2 separate regions of the Homo sapiens genome follow, and region 1 is linked to region 2. Evidence: chromatin loops called from intact Hi-C (ENCODE). Cell type or tissue: endothelial cell of umbilical vein. All regions are shown on one strand. Each heading gives the region's core, and the rest is flanking DNA. Links, peaks and the distances in the headings are about the cores only. Region 1 overlaps LINC01911 (long intergenic non-protein coding RNA 1911). Region 2 overlaps LOC107985824 (a long non-coding RNA gene).

The links. Peaks named below come from ENCODE experiments on the same cell type or tissue, not always from the same donor. Only the 100,000 strongest peaks of a DNase experiment are listed, where the experiment ranks them.
Region 1: a loop joins it to region 2, with 3 times the contacts of the local background. A loop is called at or near these places in 3 of 110 quality-filtered maps.

What each region holds. Positions count from the first base shown.
Region 1 is chr2:146,869,161-146,879,324 of GRCh38, forward strand. It overlaps LINC01911 (long intergenic non-protein coding RNA 1911), which reads left to right. Exons shown (of 7, transcript NR_187170.1): 7 at 8,762-9,060. Among named protein-coding and RNA genes, the nearest start is that of LINC01911, 37 kb to the left of the region's middle. In endothelial cell of umbilical vein, for the core only: no CTCF peak of the experiment used is centred there; a DNase peak (open chromatin) is centred at 5,331; H3K27ac peaks cover 1,479 bases.
Region 2 is chr2:146,922,225-146,932,388 of GRCh38, forward strand. The region is part of intron 2 of LOC107985824 (a long non-coding RNA gene); the gene reads right to left. Among named protein-coding and RNA genes, the nearest start is that of LINC01911, 90 kb to the left of the region's middle. In endothelial cell of umbilical vein, for the core only: a CTCF peak has its summit at 5,275 (motif pointing right); a DNase peak (open chromatin) is centred at 5,257.

The DNA of each region.
Region 1 (10,164 bases), core at 742-8,741, 54 kb before region 2:
TGTACAATGATAAGTAACAAAATCTCATATTTCCCCAATTTTCAGTTCCAAGAAATCTTTGACTTCTTTTATTTTATTTAAATGCCAGCCTGTAGTAATATAAGTGGTAGTCGTGAGAATTACTGCTAATTCTCAAGACTATTCTGCTCAAAAAAAATCTCCACTGCCCCAACCAAAGAAATAAGAATCCTGCTCTCAGCCTTGGGCATTGTGATGGTAATTTTATGTATCAACATGCCTCAGTTCTATGCTGCTCAGTTATTTGGTTAAACACTAGTCTAGATATTGCAGTGAAGGTATTTGTGGATGTAAGTTAACATTTACAGTCAGTTAACTTTAAGTAAGGCAAATTATCCTCCATAATTTGGGTGGGCCTCATCCAATCAGTTGAAGGACATAAGAGAAAAGACTGAGGTTTCTCAAAGAAGGATTTCTGCCACAAGACTGCAACATGGGAATCCTACCTGAATTTCAAGTCTGCTGGCCTGCCCTGCTGATTTTGGATTCAAGATTGCAACCTCACTCTTACTTGAATTTTCAGCCTGCTAGCCTGGCCAAAGAATTTCAGATTTGTCAGCCTCCACAACTCCTTAGAATAAGCCAATTCCTTAAAATAAGTCTCTCTCTAAATCTCATATATATATATCTGTGTATGTATGTGTGTGTATATATGTATCCCTAATATATATCACCTATTGATTCTTTTTCTCTGGTATGTACAATATAATGTACATTATAAAATCTAATATCCAACCTTTACATTAGCTTTTAATTTGGAAGACCCATGTAAGCATTTATTTTCTTTTTCATGTTTTGGCCAATAGCTTTGGAGTGTATACTCTTTTTACTTACTCTCGTAACTGGCACAGGGCTGAAATATATTAAATATTTTTTGGTCTATTCTTTCAGCAATTAGTGACCTATTATTAGGAGATCCCACTATTTTTATTGATTTATTCCAAAAGAAGAGTGGTTCCAACTTATAGTTAGTTTAAACTGCCCTTTGAAGGTATCTGAAGGGCAATCACGAGGACTCATGATTATTCTGTAAGAAAAACAAGGTCTAAACATTAAAGATCCAGGAAGCATCTGTGTTTCAGACGTAGACTGTAAAAGAGCCTCATGCAAAACTGACAGTAATGAGTTTGAAGATAATTTCCTCACAACTCAACCTAAAATGTCTTTCCATCTATATTTATCTATTTCAAATAATTAAGACCTGAATTAATTATTGTCTTAGCTTGAGATGTTATAACAAAGCACCATAGACTGGGTAGCTAATAAAAAACAGAAATTTATTGTTCACGGTTCTAGAGGCTGAAAGTGCAAGACCAGAGCACCAGCATGGATGGGTTGCAGTGAGGGCTCTCTTTTGAGCTGCAGGTGGCTGTCTTCTCATTTATCTTCACATGGTGAGAAAAGGATGAGAGAGTTCTCTGTGAACCCCTTTATAAGGATGCTGAACCCATTCATAAGGGCTCTCCCCTCAGGACCTAATTACCTCTCAAAAACCCCACCTCTTAACACCATTATATTGAGGGTTAGGATTTCAACATATTAATTTGGGGGGCTACAAAAACATTCCATCCCCAACAGATGTTAAATTGAAACATTTTTAATTCTCACTCTATGTTCTGTGCTAGGCGACAGAATTCCCTCCCTAAAGACATTTACCTCCTAATCCCCAGAATGTATGAGTCGTTATTACTTTACATGGCAAAGAATTACTTTACAGATGTGGTTAAGAATGCTGAGATGAGTATCCTGGATTATATAGGCAGGCTCAGTGTAATCATACAGGTCCTTACAGGTGAAAGAGGGATGCAAGAGAGTTAGAGGCAAAGAAGATGTGCAGAAGTTGAGTGACATGGCTGTGAGCCAAGGATGGTCAGAAGCCTTTAGAACAGGGGTGTCCAATTTTTTGGCTTCCCTGGACCATATTAGAAGGATTGTCTGGGCCCGCACATAAAATATATTAACACTAATGATAGCTGAAGAGCTTTAAAAAAAATCGCAAAAAAAAAATCTCACAATGTTTTAAGTTTACACATTTGTGTTGGGCCGCATTAAAAGCCATCCTGCACCACGTGTGCCCTGCGGGTTGGACAAGCTTGCTCTAGAAGCTGGAAAAGGCAAGGACACAATCTCCCTAGACTTTCCAGAGGGAACATAGCTCTGCTGATATTTTTAGTCCTATAAGACTCCTAACTTGTAGAGCTCTTAAGATAATATGTTTGAAACCATTAAGTTTGTAGTCATTTGTTAAGTAGTAGGAAACTGATGTCCCTTCTTTTCCTAAACAGGCCAGAGATTCTATATCTGTCCAAAGCCTCTCACAAAGGGTGTCTACAACTCCAAATTTCTTCTTCTCCTTTTTTTTTTTTTTTTTTTTTTTTTTTTTGAGGTGGAGTCTCACTCTTGTTGCACAGGCTAGAGTACAATGGCATGATCTTGGCTCATTAAAACCTCTGTCTCCCAGGTTTAAGTGATTCTCCTGCCTCAGCCTCCTGAGTAGCTGGGATTACAGGTGCCCACCACCATGCTTGGCTAATTTTTGTATTTTTAGTGGAGACGGGGTTTCATCATGTTGGCCAGGCTGGTGTCGAACTCCTGACCTCAGGTGATCCACCTGCCTCGGCCTCCCAAAGTGCTTGGATTACAGGTGTGAGCCACGGCGCCCAACCTACAACTCCAAAATTCTGTAGTTATTTCTGGTTAATTTTATAAAAGATAACCTTACTGTACTTTAGCTGTTTTGCTGTAAGTTCCCATAGTAGTAATTTTGCAATGGAAGAACTAGTCCCCAACGTATTCACCACTTATTTGTTCGCTTATCTTTTCACAGTGGCATTTGAGAATGTAAATTATGTTTGTCTTTTTCACAGCTGTATCCTTAGCACAAGTTCAGTGCCTGACATACAGTAGGTATGCCCTATTCCAGCATTTTTTTTAAGTATTAAATCTCCTTGCTTCACTCTTAAGAACACAAACAAGAGAGATGGAACATAGATTTCCTTTTCAAGTTCATAATGACCCAAGAAAAGAAGGTCTAAGTAACAATCCTGTCACTGTTCCCAAGGGCCTTCTCTTATGTCAATAATTTTTGTTAACCTAACTCAGCAGTTATCCCTCTCATGCTATGAAACTGTCTCCTCATTGGTAAAATGAGGGCAAATGAGACAAGAGCAAAATTCTAGACTTCCTGAAAATTGGGCTATGAGATAAGGGAAGGAGTTTGTGAAAGTTTTCATTTAATTTAAAGAAACAAGAGAACATGGTAAGAATTGTACCTGGATGGTTATGCAGCAACAATACTTTTTCAACATGAAACTTAACACACTTTCCAGAAAACTGCAAGTACTATACAGGTGACCCTTGAACAACACAGGTTTGAACTGTATGGGTCCACTTACTGACATTTCATCTTCCTCAGTAGTCTGCAAGGTAGACAGAACTTGGAGCTATTCATCTATAGGTGCCTCAATTTGATTATCTAGATGAGGGTATAACAGCTACAAATTTCCTCTCATATACATTTCCACAGCCCTTATCAGCTAGTCATAGGACTGAGCCCAAATGGAAATCACATTCCAGGAATAGCCCCATATGGCTTATGTGCCAGATAGGCTTGAAATCATCAAGCCATACAAACAGGCAATACTGGCTCACACTAACATTTCCACAGTGTTACTTTTTCTAACTCTTCGTGGCATCAATGGTGTTATACGTGGGTATATTGATATAAACAAATTGTACACATAACATATTGAACTCTTAGTAGTATAGATGATATGACTTATAGAAAATGCTTCAGAACTTCCAGCTTATAGAACCTATATAAAAGCCCATTTTCTCCTTCATTGACACTTAATGCAGACAAAAAGAAGTTAACTGCTTCCCCACTTCTCCAAAATTGTTATGAAGGACATTGAGATACCATGTGTTTATTATTATGAATATATTTAGGTTTAAAAAATTCATGGAGCATCATGGGATTTTCAGCTTTAATCATGAGACTGGCTTTTGCCAGGACCTTACTGAAGAACCCAACAAAACTGCCCAAGCTGATGAAAAACAACTTCTCTGGCAACAAAGCTCTTAATCTTCCAAACCACAAGTTCATAACCAGAAAAATCACAACTTGATTCTATCATAACCAGAAAAATATTTACCCTCAAATTGCTTCAATACTCCGAATTCATCAACAAAGTGTCATGTCAAACGTCTAGTTTTGCTTCCTTTATTAAAGGTTTTCCTGATGTATGAAAAGTCATTTCAATTAAAATGGAAATGAATACCTAATATATATATATTAATTACTCTCTAAAGTCTCACTGCTTCTCCATATAAACTTTAAATTTTTTTTCATAAATTCATCATAAATTTTAAGTAATGGTTATAGAAAATGAGATATTCAACATGATGGGGAAGTAGCACTCTCCTCTATCTTTAACCCTATCAGTTTGAAATTATCAGAAATATTTATATTTATTATAGCTCTTTCTCTAAACTTAGCTTTTATTTTGCAGCAAATAAAGGCACAGTATCATTTTCCTCATACCTAATGTATATCTAGTCTATTCAGCCATAGTCTTTTATTTCATCCTTGCAATGACCGTTTCATTGGAACACCTGAGAAGAAAAGTGACTCACCTCCCAGTGAGATACTATGCCAAGGTTCAAACCACCATTAACACACTGTCCCCATGGCTTTGGAGAGAAAACTAGGTCACAGTGATAATGGAAAGGAAAGAAATCGAGTAGTCAAGTCTGACTTTTCTATCAGCCTCATAGGGCTCTGAGTCAAGGTTTATGCACCAGCACTAAACCTTCTGAGAAAGCAGCTACCCATTCTGAGATGGGACTGCACGTGTTAGATGGGGTCCTTGAATGAGCAGCCACTACTACAATGACAGTGTGCAGCCAGCATCTGGGACAGCTCAGATTCCTTGCTCCATCTGTACACTGAGTCAGACTCAGGTGAAGGAGACCTAAATGATAAAGAAAGTATTCAGGGATGACAGCCAAAGGGAGGGCCAGGTCTCCTGGGAAACTTGGGGTTTAGGCCTTATGAAGACAGGTTCTTATTAACAAGAAGTCATTCTAGTTTCCTTCCTGAAGGAGGAATGTAGATTCAGATACTGACAGATTTTAATTTTCTCAAGATTACTGAGTCTACAGAACCACTTTAATGTGGCTTTTTGCCACATTTATAGCACAGAACAGGTCGGCTGTCCTCTGTTCTCGGATTTCTTTTCCTACTTGGCAATTCCATTTCCTCCTGACTCAAATGTGCTTCCTCTCTTTGGGAAGGCACAGGATGCCACTGACTCAGCACCAGAAGAATGTGTGCTTTGGGTTGTTTCGCCAACCACGGGCATGAGCTGAGTGAAAGAAGGAAGTAAAGGAAGAGGTGGGGCACCCACTGCTGGCTCAGCTTCTACCTCCTTCACTTGCAAGCTGCCTAACCTTGGGCAAATCATGCTGGTGTCTTATACCCTGTGTTTGTAGAAAATGAGAGTGGGGGAGGTGACAACATCTCGCCTTTGAAGCAGAGGTGGTTAATACTATGGGCTTCTGGAAGTCCCTTCCAAGTTAAAGTCCAAAAGTATGAAAGTAGTAATATCTAATATAATTAACTGTCTATTGTGTTCCAAGGTCCTTGTTGATCACCTTACATAAAATATCTCGATTCCTCACAAGATCCTACATGGTGGGTATCACTGGCCACATTTTTCAGAGAAAAACTCTCAGAAGAAAGTTGAATAAATTACAGTGGTTGGGTAAAGCTTTCAGTTCTTGGTGTATATGACTCCCAAATTTGTTTTCTGTCCTTTGTGCAAGGCTGTTCTTAGGTCTATGATATATACTATATGTGATCAATGTTCCCTGTAATTCTTTCAGGTTGACAGTAGCCAGCCATGTTTCATGAACAACAGCCTTTGATGGCTGAGTATGCATGAGAGGAATTTCATGTTGCAATTAAAATTATAATAAGATTAATCAGACACATATTTAATGATATGTATAACAGCTATTGTGCTACACATCATTAGGCAAAAGTGGTAAGCCATTCAAATGAATGAAAATAATTATTTTTACACTGCTGAAGCATGCATGGCTGTAATCAGACAGGAATTGAGATGAGATGAAAAAACTGTTAGAATAAAAATATAAAAATAATTGTTCTATTTATTAAATGTACTGCTAATCTCCAAGCATTATGCTAGGTATTTTATATGTGTTATCTCATTTAATCCCCCTAACAACAATATGAGAAATATATATATATTTTTAACAGATGAGGAAACTGAGGCTCAGGGAAGTTGAGAAAATTTTTCAGGGTTGTTAATCTAGTAGAGATTGGGATGAAATGCCAATATAGGAAATGTCACATAACATCATTTCTCTTATGCACTGTGCCCCTCAGCCACCTCTAAATGGAAGAACCACTCACTCATTCTTCCCTCTCATTTCACCAGGTTTGCTTTTAATAGGATGCACTGCTTTACCTTCAACTAAATTGGTGTTAGAATGCCACTGTTCATTCTGCCTGTATTACTAGTTGTAATATGTAGGTGTTATGGACTGAATGTGTCCAGAAAATTCATATATAGAAGCCCTATCTCCCAACGTGATAGTATTTGGAAGTAGGGCTCTTGGGAGGTAATTGAGTTTAGATTAGGTCCTGAAAGTGGGACCCTCATGATGGGATTACTGCCACTATAAGGAAATGAAGAAACACAAGATCTTCACCCCAGCCCTGCAGCTGTCTATAAGCCAGGAAAAAGGCTCTCACCAGGAACCAGATACGCTGGTATCTTGAACTTGGGCTTCCAGTCTCCAGAACTGTGAGAAATAAATGTCTGTTGTTTAAACCACCCAGGATATGGTATTTTGCTATAGTGTCCTGAGCCGACCAAGACAATGAGTGACTTTCTAATCTCCTGTTCCATAAACAGAACTCCATTAATTTTTTACTAGGAGGGGAAAAAGCGGGGAGGAATGTATTAGTTAGGAAAGGCTAATTTATGCTTAGGATTTTGTAACACACGGATACAAAATTTCAGTGGCTTAGAGTTACAAATTATGTTCCATGTCTATCATTGAGAAATTGAGGTTGGGAAGGCCATCTCTCCCAGCGCTGGACAAATGCTGTTCCCAACGGTTCCCAAATGGAACAGTGCCGGTTATCTTAGCAGAGCAAAGAGAGGACTGCAAAACCTTTGCTCTCTCCTCAATGCTACATGCCAGAGAAAGTGAGGTTCAGGTCAGCCAGAAACCCATTTGGGATCAGCACCCCAGTAGTTCAGCAGACAAGAAGTTTTCTTATTGATTAAAATAGACATCTGGAAATGAATAAAAATTCCAAAGAGAAACTTCACTAGCTTTGCAATTTTTCTTTGAAATCTGCTCTGACTTTACAGGTCAATTCAGGTATCACTTAACATTGTCCATTCTCTCTCCTGTCTCCATCCTTTCTTCACCACCAATGTCTAGGACTCTGAGACTAAGCAGGGAAGAGTGTTGAGATACCCTGATAGGTACATTGTAGTGCTTTGCATGTCCTCATAGACACAAACAGCATTTGTTTACAAAGTGTATTGTTCCCTTAGTGGTGGGGAATATCTATAGATTTGTGGAAACTTCTTGTATCCTAGGATATGCCCAATCACAATGCTTGTCTTGGTAAGACAGAAAACTAAATGGTCTGAAGTAGGGATAAATATTGACTTGGTTAATCTGCTGCATGCATGCACTGATATGAAAAATAAGTACCAAGGGGTTCTGAATTTATTTATGTTTCTAGATAAATAGAATACATATATTGAACTTAATACCAAGAATAAGTAGCAGTGACTAACTTCCTTTCCTGTCAGTCAGTTAAGCAATATTATTGACAATGTATGTACTGAACATTTCACAGTACAGAGGGGGTGGGTCTGAGCCAGGGATCCAAAGGCCCAAGGCATCTACCTCCAATTAGGTGATGTGATATTTCTGGACCTCAATTTCTTAATGCAAACAGTAAGAATGAATGAGATATATCTCAGGTCCTCAGGAACCATAACACAGTATTATCTCTTCTCAGGCTTAAATTACATTGCAAAAGTTTTTGTTAGTTTTGGTAGGTGAAAGCTTCCAGGAAGAGGATGAAGAGGAGGAAGGAAGAAACACTTATGTTCCCAGTCTGATAAAGGATGTCAGGTTTGCGTGAGAAAAATAATAAAGATGGTTTTGGCTTGCAAAGATTCAATGGACTAGAATCCATGCAGTATAAAGGTGGCACTGCAGAGTTAAGATGCTTTAGATTTCCCTAGGGAGTTGGGTCAGATGGACTGTTTTGGCCTCAACTTCTTTACTCCTTCCTTTGATGCATTTCTTTTGTCTAGGGAGGATGATTTAAAGAGTAGTTACTGATAGAGACAGAGTCACTAAAAGCTACTGGGAACAGGCTCTCCCAGCATTAGTAAGGTTTTACAATTCTAGTGCTGAAAAGGAATCTTTTCTATTTGAGCCTAGGTCCATGACACCAGCTGACATATCTCTCTTTGCCTTTCTCCTGCCTGCTTTATTCTAAGTTCACTCCTTTTCTTGTACCTCTGCCTCCGAATTTCCAGTACAAAGCTCTTTCTGATAATTATGTTTGCACTCCTCTGTGCCACTACTGTGACCCAACAATGAAGTGTGACCATTCTGACTTCCAGATTGCCAGCTCAAAATATCAATTCTGTTGATCTGTTTTTTCTTCTACGCTCAGAAGACCTGGAACCATGGTAGGAAGTGGGACAGGGAGCATTTGGACAAGCTGTTCAAGAACTGATCATGCTCATGTGTATGGGAAAACAGATGGAGGAAGAGAAATTCCTGAAGAGCACAAGACTGGTGGGGCAAGGAACAAGCCTACTGAGATGAGTTGCAGATTTGAAGATGGGAGAAATGGTTTCGTTGTCTACCATGTAAAAACTCATTTATGCAAGATGCTTGATATCTGAATTTCAATTTCTTCATTATCAAAATGAATATTAAAAATACTCTACTTCTTAGAGTTGTCAAAAAGATACGGAGATGTGAATAATTTGAAATTATTATCTATATGTAAAGTATTACTATATTTACTATCCTTATCAAATATTTATCCTACTGTCTAACACATTAAATGGACAAAATAGAACATTTGAAGGGTGTAGATCTTGAAAGTTTAATTTTACATAAAAAAGGCCAGAAACCTTTCCTAAGAAAAATGTACATATTGCAAAATGTAGCATATGATTTCAATGGGGCCCACAAACCTTTGAAGGCTAGCTGTGGATCTTCAGAGTGAAACAAAACAAAGTAAAATGCCCTAAGATATGAAAAGCTTACCTTTAAGTAGAAATATTCTGGGTACTTTTCTTCTTTTAAATTATCAACTTTATTGTATGATTTGTTCTATAGATTATCTATTTATTGTTCATTTCTAAACCTTAGGATTCCGAAATCTTCAGCAAAATAAATTACTCAACAGGTAACTAATAGTGTGGCTGAAGGAGGGACAGGAGTTGTTTTGATTATTTCATTTGTTTCTATGAGACCTGTTTGGAAAGCTAGGCTGGCAGAAGCACAGCATTTTTACAGATACCCCATCAACTAAAAATGCATATGTATAGAAAAAGAGAGATCACTGATATTATATATATAATACACATGCATGCATGCATATATACACATAATGTATACATATGAACATATATGCATGTGTATACATATAGATATATGAAATATAGATCTATATCTACATTATATATTATGTATTAGGAAATACAGATGTATAAAATGAAAGTATTTTAGTAAATGGCTGAATCTAGAATTCCCAAGTAAAGCTGTAATTGTCACTTCCCTCTTTATTCTGTGCAGATACTAAGGAACCATTATCAAAGGGCCAGTAATCCTTTGGCCATTTTTTTATTTTTCATTTTCTAAGGATAGCTTGTTTTGTAAGTTTCCTCTATGTTATTGGCATTATGTTACTGGAAAGCTTTTAATTCAATAAATATTTGGCAAGTATATATTGTGCCAAGAATAGAGATATTAATTTTTAGAAAGACTCAAGCATGAGACATAAACGTTTGAAAGAATGAGTCGTACTTTGGAAAGTACAATATAACAAGAGCAGTGCCTACT
Region 2 (10,164 bases), core at 1,388-9,387:
CCACGCCCGGCTAATTTTTTTGTATTTTTAGTAGAGACGGGGTTTCGCCATGTTAGCCAGGATGGTCTCGATCTCCTTACCTCGTGATCCGCCCGCCTCGGCCTCCCAAAGTGCTGGGATTACAGACTTGGGCCACCGCGCCCGGCATTTTTTTTTTTTTGAGACAGAGTCTCGCTCTGTGTCACCCAGGCTGGAGTCCAGTGGCGCGATCTCGGCTCACTGCAAGCTCCGCCTCCCAGGTTCTAAGAGATTCTTGCGCCTCAGCCTCCGGAGTAGCTGGGATTACAAGCGCGCGCCACCACGCCTGACTAACTTTGTAATTTCAGTAAAAACAGGGTTTCCCCATGTTGGCCAGGCTGTCTCGAACCCTGACCTCAGGTGATACACCCGCCTCGGCCTCAGGAAGTGCTGGGATTACAGGCGTGAGCCACCACACCTGGCCAATTTGAAAATATTTGTTAAATGTGCCCACCACTCTCAGGAAGTAATAATGCTCCTGGGAATCAATACAAAGGGAAAGATAAAGATGTTTACTGAAGCATTTAAAAATATATGTGTACTAAGTGGAAAGATGGCAGTGCCAGGGGACTTCTCCCTGGTGCGGTAGAGGTTGCACTGAGGCTGTTGGGCCACAGTATCAAAAGAGCTGTTCATGCAAGCAAACTGAGGTGAGAGCAAGACGACTGGATTTAGAAACCTGATCCCTAGGAGAAAAGGTATCTCCACACACACATTGTGGGATGAAGGAATAAAGTTCCTCCAACAGGACCTTGCTCCTCTCTTGTGGATCCAAGGCTTTTTGATTTTTTAATGATAACACAAATTTATACCAAAAAGCCCTCCAGTTTAACATAAAAAAGGAAGATTTTTGTTTTAGAATACCCCATAGAAGGGGAGTGGGAGGTTCCAAGAACATTGCACACCTCTCATTTGAAGGGAGGGTATATTTGGCTTCAATAAATCTCTCGCCTTTCAAGGACAAGGAGAAGTAAACAGAAATACAGCAGCATAGCAATAAGGTCTTCTTTAAAAATGAATAATCCAGACAGAACAGAAAAGCATTTTTCCTGCAAAATAAACTTTTATGTAATAAAAGTGTAAATTCAGTGAAAAAAAATTTGGAAAATAGAGGTAAACCAAAAAAAAAAAAGTAAACTTCACCATTTGCCCCCACACAGAAATGATGTGTTATAAATATTAGAAGTCTTGAATAGACTAATTTCAAAACTGAATTGTGGTCTTGAAAATTTTTGAGAATGTACAGATTATATGACGCAACTAGTGAAGCCAATATACAAGTATATTGATAAAGAAGTAACTGAACAGCAGAACATAGGAAAACTGAAATATAAAATTAATTTTAAAATCTAAGTAAATGAAAAGGGAAACTAATATTTAAAATAGAATTTCAAACACTAAAATCAAGCAGAAGCATACATAAAATTGTAACAGAACTATATGCAATCAAATTTAATTTTACAAAATGCAAAGACAATATAAAGCCCAAATTTAAACAAAAAATAAGAAAAATGAAGGAGGCTTCTGGCTAAGATGAAGCAAAAGGAACCCAATTTACATTTTCACGTGAAATTACAACAATAATAAAAAGCCAAACAGTACATACACAATGGTTTGCAAGCCCCATTACATTAGGAATGAAGGGGAGTGATCTCTGAAAGATGGGGCGCTCTCAGGGAAAGATGAGTACTACCATCACTCAGCTTAGTGTCCTAAGAAAGTTCTCAGACTACAGCCCAACAAGGGGGAACCTAAGCAGAGCCCAGCAGATTCCCTACAATGGGGAGACAGAACTGAGAGTCCCAGGAAACCAAAGCAGGTCAAGGTCACAAGATAAAAGTACTGAAAAAGGGAACTCCACACATGGAGACTACTCTGGGATCCTGTGATGTGTTCCTCTCAAGTACTGAACTGGGCACTGATCAGCATAAACAAGTGAAAAAAAAAAAAAAAAGCAGACTGGAGATGAACTACCTGAAATAATTAGAGGAAACAGTAACTGGCCAGGAATTCAGTCTCTTACCAGTCAATCAGGAAAAGTTCAGATTTACAGGATATTTGATAGTATACTTAGAAAGGTCTCAGAGGTGAGGATTAGCCCTAGGATAACATTGCTCTGGTCCTACCTAAAAAAGATTAAAAGCAAGATCTAAGAAGATTAAAATCTTTTTAGGTAATTTAACTGTGCTTAAGAACAGAGCTCAAGAACATTTACAGGAATACAAAAATATGAGCTACCCAACAAGGTGAAATTCACATGTCTACTACCCAAACAAAAGATTTTGTCATGAAAGCAAGCAAGAAAATACAGCTTATAATGAAAAACAAAAATCAATCGAGAATAAACCAGAAATGACACAGGTGTTCAAATTAGCAAACAAGGATATTTTTAAAGTTATAACCACATTCCATTTGTTCAAAAAAGTTAAGTAGAGACCTAGAAGATGTATATATATGCCAAAAAGGAACTTTTAGAGATGAAAACTACAATACAGTATGAAGAATCAAAAATACAGTAGATGAAACTATTATGATATTGCAGAAGGAAAAGCTAGTTAATGTAAAGAAGACAAAAACAAACTATCCAAAACACAGAGAAAAATTAATTTTTAAAAAAATTAGCAGAGCATCAGTGAGCTGTATGACAAGTTTAGATGGCTTCATAGATCTGTAATCCAAGTCTTTAACAAAGATAAGAAACAAAGGTGACAGAAAAAAATGTTTGAAAAAACAGTCCTCATATTTCTAAATTTGATACAAATTATAAACCCACAAATCCAAAAAGCTCAAAAATCCACAGATAAGATACATGAAAATACCACACCTATGTATGTAATAATCACATTGCTCTAAAATGGTAATAAAAAGAACATCTTAAAAGCAGTTGGAGGAAGAAAATACACATTATATGGCAGAACAAAGTTAAAGGTGATGCAGATTATTTATCAGAAAGAATGCGAGTGAGAAGACCTGGAGCAGCACATTTAATACAGAAAGAAAATTGAAACCTGTCTGGGTGAATTCTATACCCAGAAATTTTTTTTAATGTGAAATAAGGACTTTAAGATATAAAAAACCTGAAAGAATTCATTACAGAAGTCCTGTACTATAAGAAATGCTAAAGGAGGTATATAAACAATGCAACTTAGGTTAAGCGACATGAACTAGAAATGGAAAGGCAAATGCCACATAATCTCATCTATTCAATCTAAAATAGTGAAATTCATAGAAACAGAGAAGAAAATGAAGGGCACTAGAGGATAAAGGCCGGGGATTGGGGGATTAGCGAGATGTCTGTCAAAGAATACAAAATTTCAGCTATACAAGAGAAATACATCCAATAGATCTATTGTACATTGCAGTGGCTATAGCTAATAACAATATATTGTATAATCAAAAATTGCCAAGAGATTAGATTTTAAATATTCTTACCACAATAATAAATGAGGTAATGCATATGTTGATTAGCTTGATTTAGCCATTCCACAATGTTTACATATATGAAAACATAATGTACACCATAAATATATACAGTTTTTTATTTGTCATTAAAAAAAGAAAGAATAAGCCAAGAAAACAAATAAAATATGTGTCTGATATGGATGGTAATTATAAGTGCGTTCATTTCCCTCAATAAAAGACAAAGATTCACATTGACTTTTAAAAATGCAACTAAAGTCTATCTACATGTGATACATCTAGAAGTAAATAGTTCACATTATTTCAAGAAGTCAAATATATATATATAATATATATAATGCACATGCAATAAAAAGGAAAAAATGTTACCCTGTAAAATTACAATTCAATTAGAACAAATAATATATAAATATGATTGTTTTGTTAATAAAGTTTATAATCAAAATCAAATACCATGTACCAAATACCACAGAACAGACTGTGATAGCATACAAAATAATAATGATAAAAGGGGTAAATAGAATAAAAAGGAAAACAAAGAGAAGAACAAGGAAGATAGAGGAAATAAAAAGGAAAAAAGGGGGAAAGAAGGAAAAGAAAGAGGAGAAGAAAGAAGGAAAAAGAAAAGCAGAGGAAGAATTAAAAGCAGTAGAAAAAATACTGTAATAATGGGAGTCTAATATATTTCAATCTTCACCCAAACAGGCAGAAAGAGATAAATAACAGAAAAAAGAAAAAAAGAAATAATATAATTAATAAGGTTGAATGATGAGAGACTTAACAGAGAATGTGTCTTTTTGCTAGCATCATGGAATAATCATAAGTATTTTCTTATACTTAAGCATAAAGAAGACATCCAAATATTTTAAAAAGAGGAATAATACAGTTCATGTTCTCTTAACACAGTGTAATAAATCTAAAAATTAATAGTGATGTTAACATTTTAATATGTATTACATATCATTCATTCACAAAATAAATACTTTCTGAGCATTTTTTATGAGCAGCCACTATAAAAAACTTCGCTATTATGATATTTTCATATAACATTCCAGCAGGGGATAAAAACAATACCTTCAAAATTAATTTTAAGATTATTTTTATTTTCTCTTTTGCTTTTTTGAATATGAGACCCCTGCTGGTTTACCCTCCACACCCCCAAATAAATATACCTTCAAGCTCTACTGGTTGTCTTGAGTGTCATTTCATGTTTTTGTTTTGTTCTGTTTTGTTTTTAAATTCCTACTGCAAGCTCTCCAACCCTTCAGCAATTTAACAATTTAGCTTGGAGAAATAAGTTGATAGAGTTCACCTGAAATAATAGAAGTTATTTCTTTCTGTCATTAAGGTTTTGATGGAGTCAGGAAGAAGAAAGGCATAATAATGAAGGATGGGAAAAATAAAAAGCCACAGTCTCCAATCAAGAAAAGGAAATCAAGAGCTTGAAAAGGAGCTCAAAAGGATTGTGCTCTTATGTTAATATTCCCCATTTCAGGCTTTGGTCTAGAGCAAAGGAGATGAGTTACATAAGTAAGGTTAATATCAAGGACAGTGGAGGCTCTTACTCCATCCAGTTCTCCCTTCTTCCTCTGGGAAGTCGGGCTGTTCTATAACAACCTGAGCACAGATACATCATTATGTGCTGGACAGCACAATGAGACCAGGAAGCTCCTGAAGTGTGGCTCTTCCCAGCTGCCCCCAGTTCCTATGTGACATAGACAGAACACAAATCCTGGCTTAAAGATTTGTAAGTAATCAAGGAAGTTATTTACAGAGTTGACAAGGTGACTCTGGGCAAAGACTGTGAAATGACCACCCAGTCCAGAGCCAGAAGGGGGAGACACAGGCCGACTTGAAAGCAGTCAGCATCACTGTGAGCTGAAAGGGCTCAGCTCCCAGGCATTGGTCCTGGGAGCATTGTCTGAGCCAAAAGGACAGTACCAGGGTTGCAAAACCATCAACTCCAGTAGGACCTGCTTTAATTAGGACCTGCCCCTCAAATTCACGTCTATAAAAATTCACATGGAAAAAATTTCTCTTTTAATATCAGAGATTCCTGGGAACAAAAGCACTTACACAAACAATTTCCCTCCTCTCGGTCTATGTAGTTGCCTCTATCGGCAAATATTGCACTGGAGTGAGGCTATTTGGGGTTGTGTGAAAAGACAATTTCTAACTGACTGGCATTTGAAAAGAGAGAGAGGAAGGGATAGAACATGCACGAGAGAGAACTCAGATTAACCAAATTCCTCACTGCTTTCTATTGTGCTGTTTCTTTAGATATAAAAATCGCAGTACATGGTTGAAGATAGTTTTGGCTACTGGAATCAGAGAATAAATCCATTTTGGAAACCAGGCAAGTAGAACCATGAATGGTACACTATCTTTTGGTTAGAAAGTACTCAATCAACTCTCTCTAACATGTGGCATATTGACACTATCACATAATTATCCAGAACTTGCCAAAGGAAGGACTAACAAAGAAAGGTGATAACAAAGGGAGGTAGTAGCAAAAACAAACAAACAAACAACAACAAAAAGACAGTAACAAAGAAAGTTACCAACAGAGAAATGTATTTGTGTGAATCTCTGTGTAATGACATGGAGCCAGGCCATAAAAATAAAGTATACACATTCACTATTGATAGTAAAATGACTCATAATCTATTTATCAATACAAAATTTTATTATTATTACTTATTTCCACAATCCACATGAGCTAGATGAAACATAACATTGAAAATACACTGTGGCTAAAGACCAAAGAGAGACTAATACCTCAATTGGGTAACAGAAAATAATAAAATATGGATTTAAATTGCTTTTCCTTCACTAAATTAATAAATTTCCATCAGTGAATAAAAACAGATTTTCCATTCCTAAAGTGTGTAATCAGGGTTGAATGGTTAAAATAAAAAACCTATAATGCCATTTGGAAATTCCTAGTGTCAATTTAAATCATGCTGACTATAAGGTTTATCAGTGCCCAACACACACTAGGTACTCTAATAAATAAAATTAATATTTTACATTTGGATCATTTCCTAAAAATTGCAAAGCACTTTCACATGCCGTATCTTCCTCAATCTTCCTAACAACCTCATGACACTATAAAACAGAAATAAGCTCTTCACACTGCAACTATGTTAGAGTTTAAGTTCACAATTCAGGCTACAAAAGCATATCATTTATGATAGAAATAGAATTAAGACTTACAAATTGACAATTATTCTTGCTGGTTGATGACTAACACATACATGAGTTTCCTAAAGTTAGTGGCAAAATTGAAATGCTAAACATAAGAATAAATAAACAATAGAGGACTTCCACACTGCAGTTTTAAGAAATCCAAACATAAATGCTCCCCTCTCATAATAAGGCCTGTTAGTATTTCATACCCTCAATCATTTCCTACTCCCAGAGTACATGAGCAAATTACATGCAAGAATGACTGGGCAGGCCATACAAACTGTAATTATAATTTAACACACTTGAAAGACTATTTGAAAACTCATTCAGAGTAAGTTTGTTGCAAAGTAACTGTATTTTAGCAAAAAAAAAAAAAAGGGGGGGGTATATGGTATAATCTGAAAAAGAAATATCTAATTAAAAAACACTTGATGTGAAAATTACTATTCCTTTGGTCCTGGTGCTTTTATGTTTTTGGTGTCTTATTCGATGCTTGTTTGAAGTGAGACCCAGAGGATACGTTTTCCTGACTCCAAGTTCTTTGAATTTCTCACTGAACCATTCATACCTCTTTCCTAGAATTTATTAAAATCCATCATGGACCATATATGTCTTCTCCATCTTTGTATATCTTTATTCAGAGGATCGTGTTTTTTTGTTACTCTTTCCTATTTCTGATAACCTTCTAATGATATTCAGTTGTTTTTCTTTTTTTGGCAGCAAGCCTTTTAAAAACTGGTATATGGAAGCCAAATATGATATCATGTTTATAAAATTTACCACGCAGAACTCATATTTAAAAATTATGTAAAGAATGAAAATTATATTTGAAGTATTCCTATTACTGTCTCATCTCTGCATAGCATTCTATGATTTAAAACACTTTATTTACAATATAGAAATTAATTTGTATCTACAAATATTATTTGAATAGTGAAAATATATGTATTTTGAGGAAAGATGAAAAAAATTGGGTCATTTCAACCAGTGTAAAAAGTACTAGTAAATATCTAATACTTTTAGTCTATTTATAAAACAGCTTTAGAAAGAAACACGTTGTCTGCTTTCCTGCACCATCATTGTAATATTGAAAACAATGATAGCAATTGAGTAAAGAATTAACCAAAATAACATATTTAGCTTCTTTTAAAACTACATGATAATAAATGTTTAGATCTTTCCATGTCAATTTCTTTAAAAATGACTATTCAAAAAGCATTTACAAAGTATTTACCCTTATGCTAGGGACTGTATCAATTATCGTATAAGATACCCAGCTATGACCCTCCCTCAAAGACATCATAGTTTAGCATAACACATAGGAATCATAATGGAAGCTGCAGAGTACACAGTGCTGTGCAATACACAAGAGGTATCTCTTAACTCTGAGTTTAAAGGATAATCTTCACTGAGGAGCTAATTTTGAGTCTTGAAAAAAGAATCAAGATTCACCAGGTAGGCTGGGTGCAGTGGTTCATGCCCATAATCCCAGCACATTGGGAGGCCAAGGTGGGATAATTGCTTGAACCCAGGAGTTCAAAACCAGCCTGGGCAACATAAGGAGACCTCATTTCTACATTTTTATTTTTTTTAATTAGCCAGGCATCATAGCGTGTGCCTATGGTCCCAGGTACTTGGGAGACTGAGGTTAGAGGATCACTTTGTCCTGGGAGGTCGAGGCTGCAGTCATCTGTGAGGGTACTGATACAGAAGAGAAGTGCTTGGAAGGGAAGAGCATGGTCCCTTTAAATGATACAGAGCTGGGGAAGGGAAATGCTGGGTAGAGGAGGGTGTGGTCCCTGGCTAGGGCTCCACCCCCACGGACCTAGGTGAGGACAGGCATTTCCTATCCAAATGTTGCATTTCCCAAGACCATTCTGGCCTGCTACGCCCCTATCCTTTGCCCATAAAAACACCCAAGACCCTAGCAGGCAGACACACAGGCAGCTGGACATGGAGAGGAGCACAACACTCAGGTGGCTGGACATGGAGAGGAACTAACCGACAGGCACCAGCACACTGGCAGGCCACCAACCATCAGAAGCAGAAGAATGTGGAGTTTGGCTGAGGCAGTCGGAGGAGAGCCCAGGCTGCTGGGAGGCTCAACTCCAGAGGGAAACCTTCCCACTCCATCTCCTTCTGACTTCCCCCATCTGCTGAGAGCTACCTCCACTCGATGAAACCTTGCACTCATTCTCCAAGCCCAAATGTGATTTGATTCCTCTGGTACATCAAGGCAAGAACCTGGAATACAGAAAGCCCTCTGTCCTTTTGATAAGGTGGAGGGTCTAATTGAACTGGTTAAGACAAGCCACCTATACACGACAAAACTAAAAGAGCACCCTGTAACACATGCCCACTGGGGCTTCAGGAGCTGTAAACATTCACCCCTAGACACTGTCACGGGGTTAGGGCTCCACAGCCTGGTTATCTGTGTGCTTCCCCTAGAGGTTTGAGCAGCAGAGCACTGAAGAAACAAGCCACACCCACATCACATGCCCTGCAAGGGGGATAAGGGAACTTTTCCGTTTCAGTACCACTGCACCCCAGGTTGGGCGACAGAGCAAAACCCCGTCCCAAAAAATAAAAAAAAAGATTCACCAGGTGAATTAAAGCCTGAATAAGAATATATAAATATAGTTATAAAAGTTTGAGAGTCAAAAGAGAAAAGTGAATCATAAAGTTGCATAACCTAGCAACCATAGGTCTTTATATACTGTTGTTGTTTTCCCCCAGGAATCTAGAAAAATACCAATTTGAGTTTCAGTCTTCGCTTGAAGCTCCCTCACATATACTTTTTGGGTGATAAGGATATGAGTTTTGGTTTGATTTTTAAAGAATAATAATATACAAGAACCACAAAAAGCTATTAAATATTTTTAAAAAATAATGAACTACCAAAGGTATCCATTTGAATAAAATGTGAAATATACGACTGGCAGAAGGGGTGAAAAATCAAACTATAATTCAACAATTGAAGACCATGTATATTAATATTAAATATTACAAAAGCTTTATTTAAAGTAGTCCATAAATTAGTCACCAATTACTTTTAGTGATTTTTTAATTCTATTCAAAATACAGTCACATTGTTTTTAAAAATTAATAATGTTTCCAATAAGACACAGAGTTTAAATAACAATGGCAACAATGTTGGAGTTTCTCTAGTGAAAGAGCCAGAGTTTAAAAAATAGTTTAAAAAACAGATTTATCAATTTCAGAAATCTTAAACATGACTTCCCATAATCAATCTTTTTGATGTGTTCATTACAAAGTACCTGTTCACAATAAGCTGATGGCAGTGGAGATTACCATACTGAAAAAGGTAGAGGTTCTACTTTTTATAATTTAAAATAGTATTTGTTATTAGGTGGATTTTTTAAATTCAACTTTTATTTACATCCTATTATATAGAAGATGCTAAGCTACTTTTTAACTTTTAGCTTTTTAACTTTTACTTTTTACTTTTTAACTTTTTACTTTTAACTTTTTAACTTTCTACTTACTTTTTAACTTTTAACTTTCTATTTACTTTTT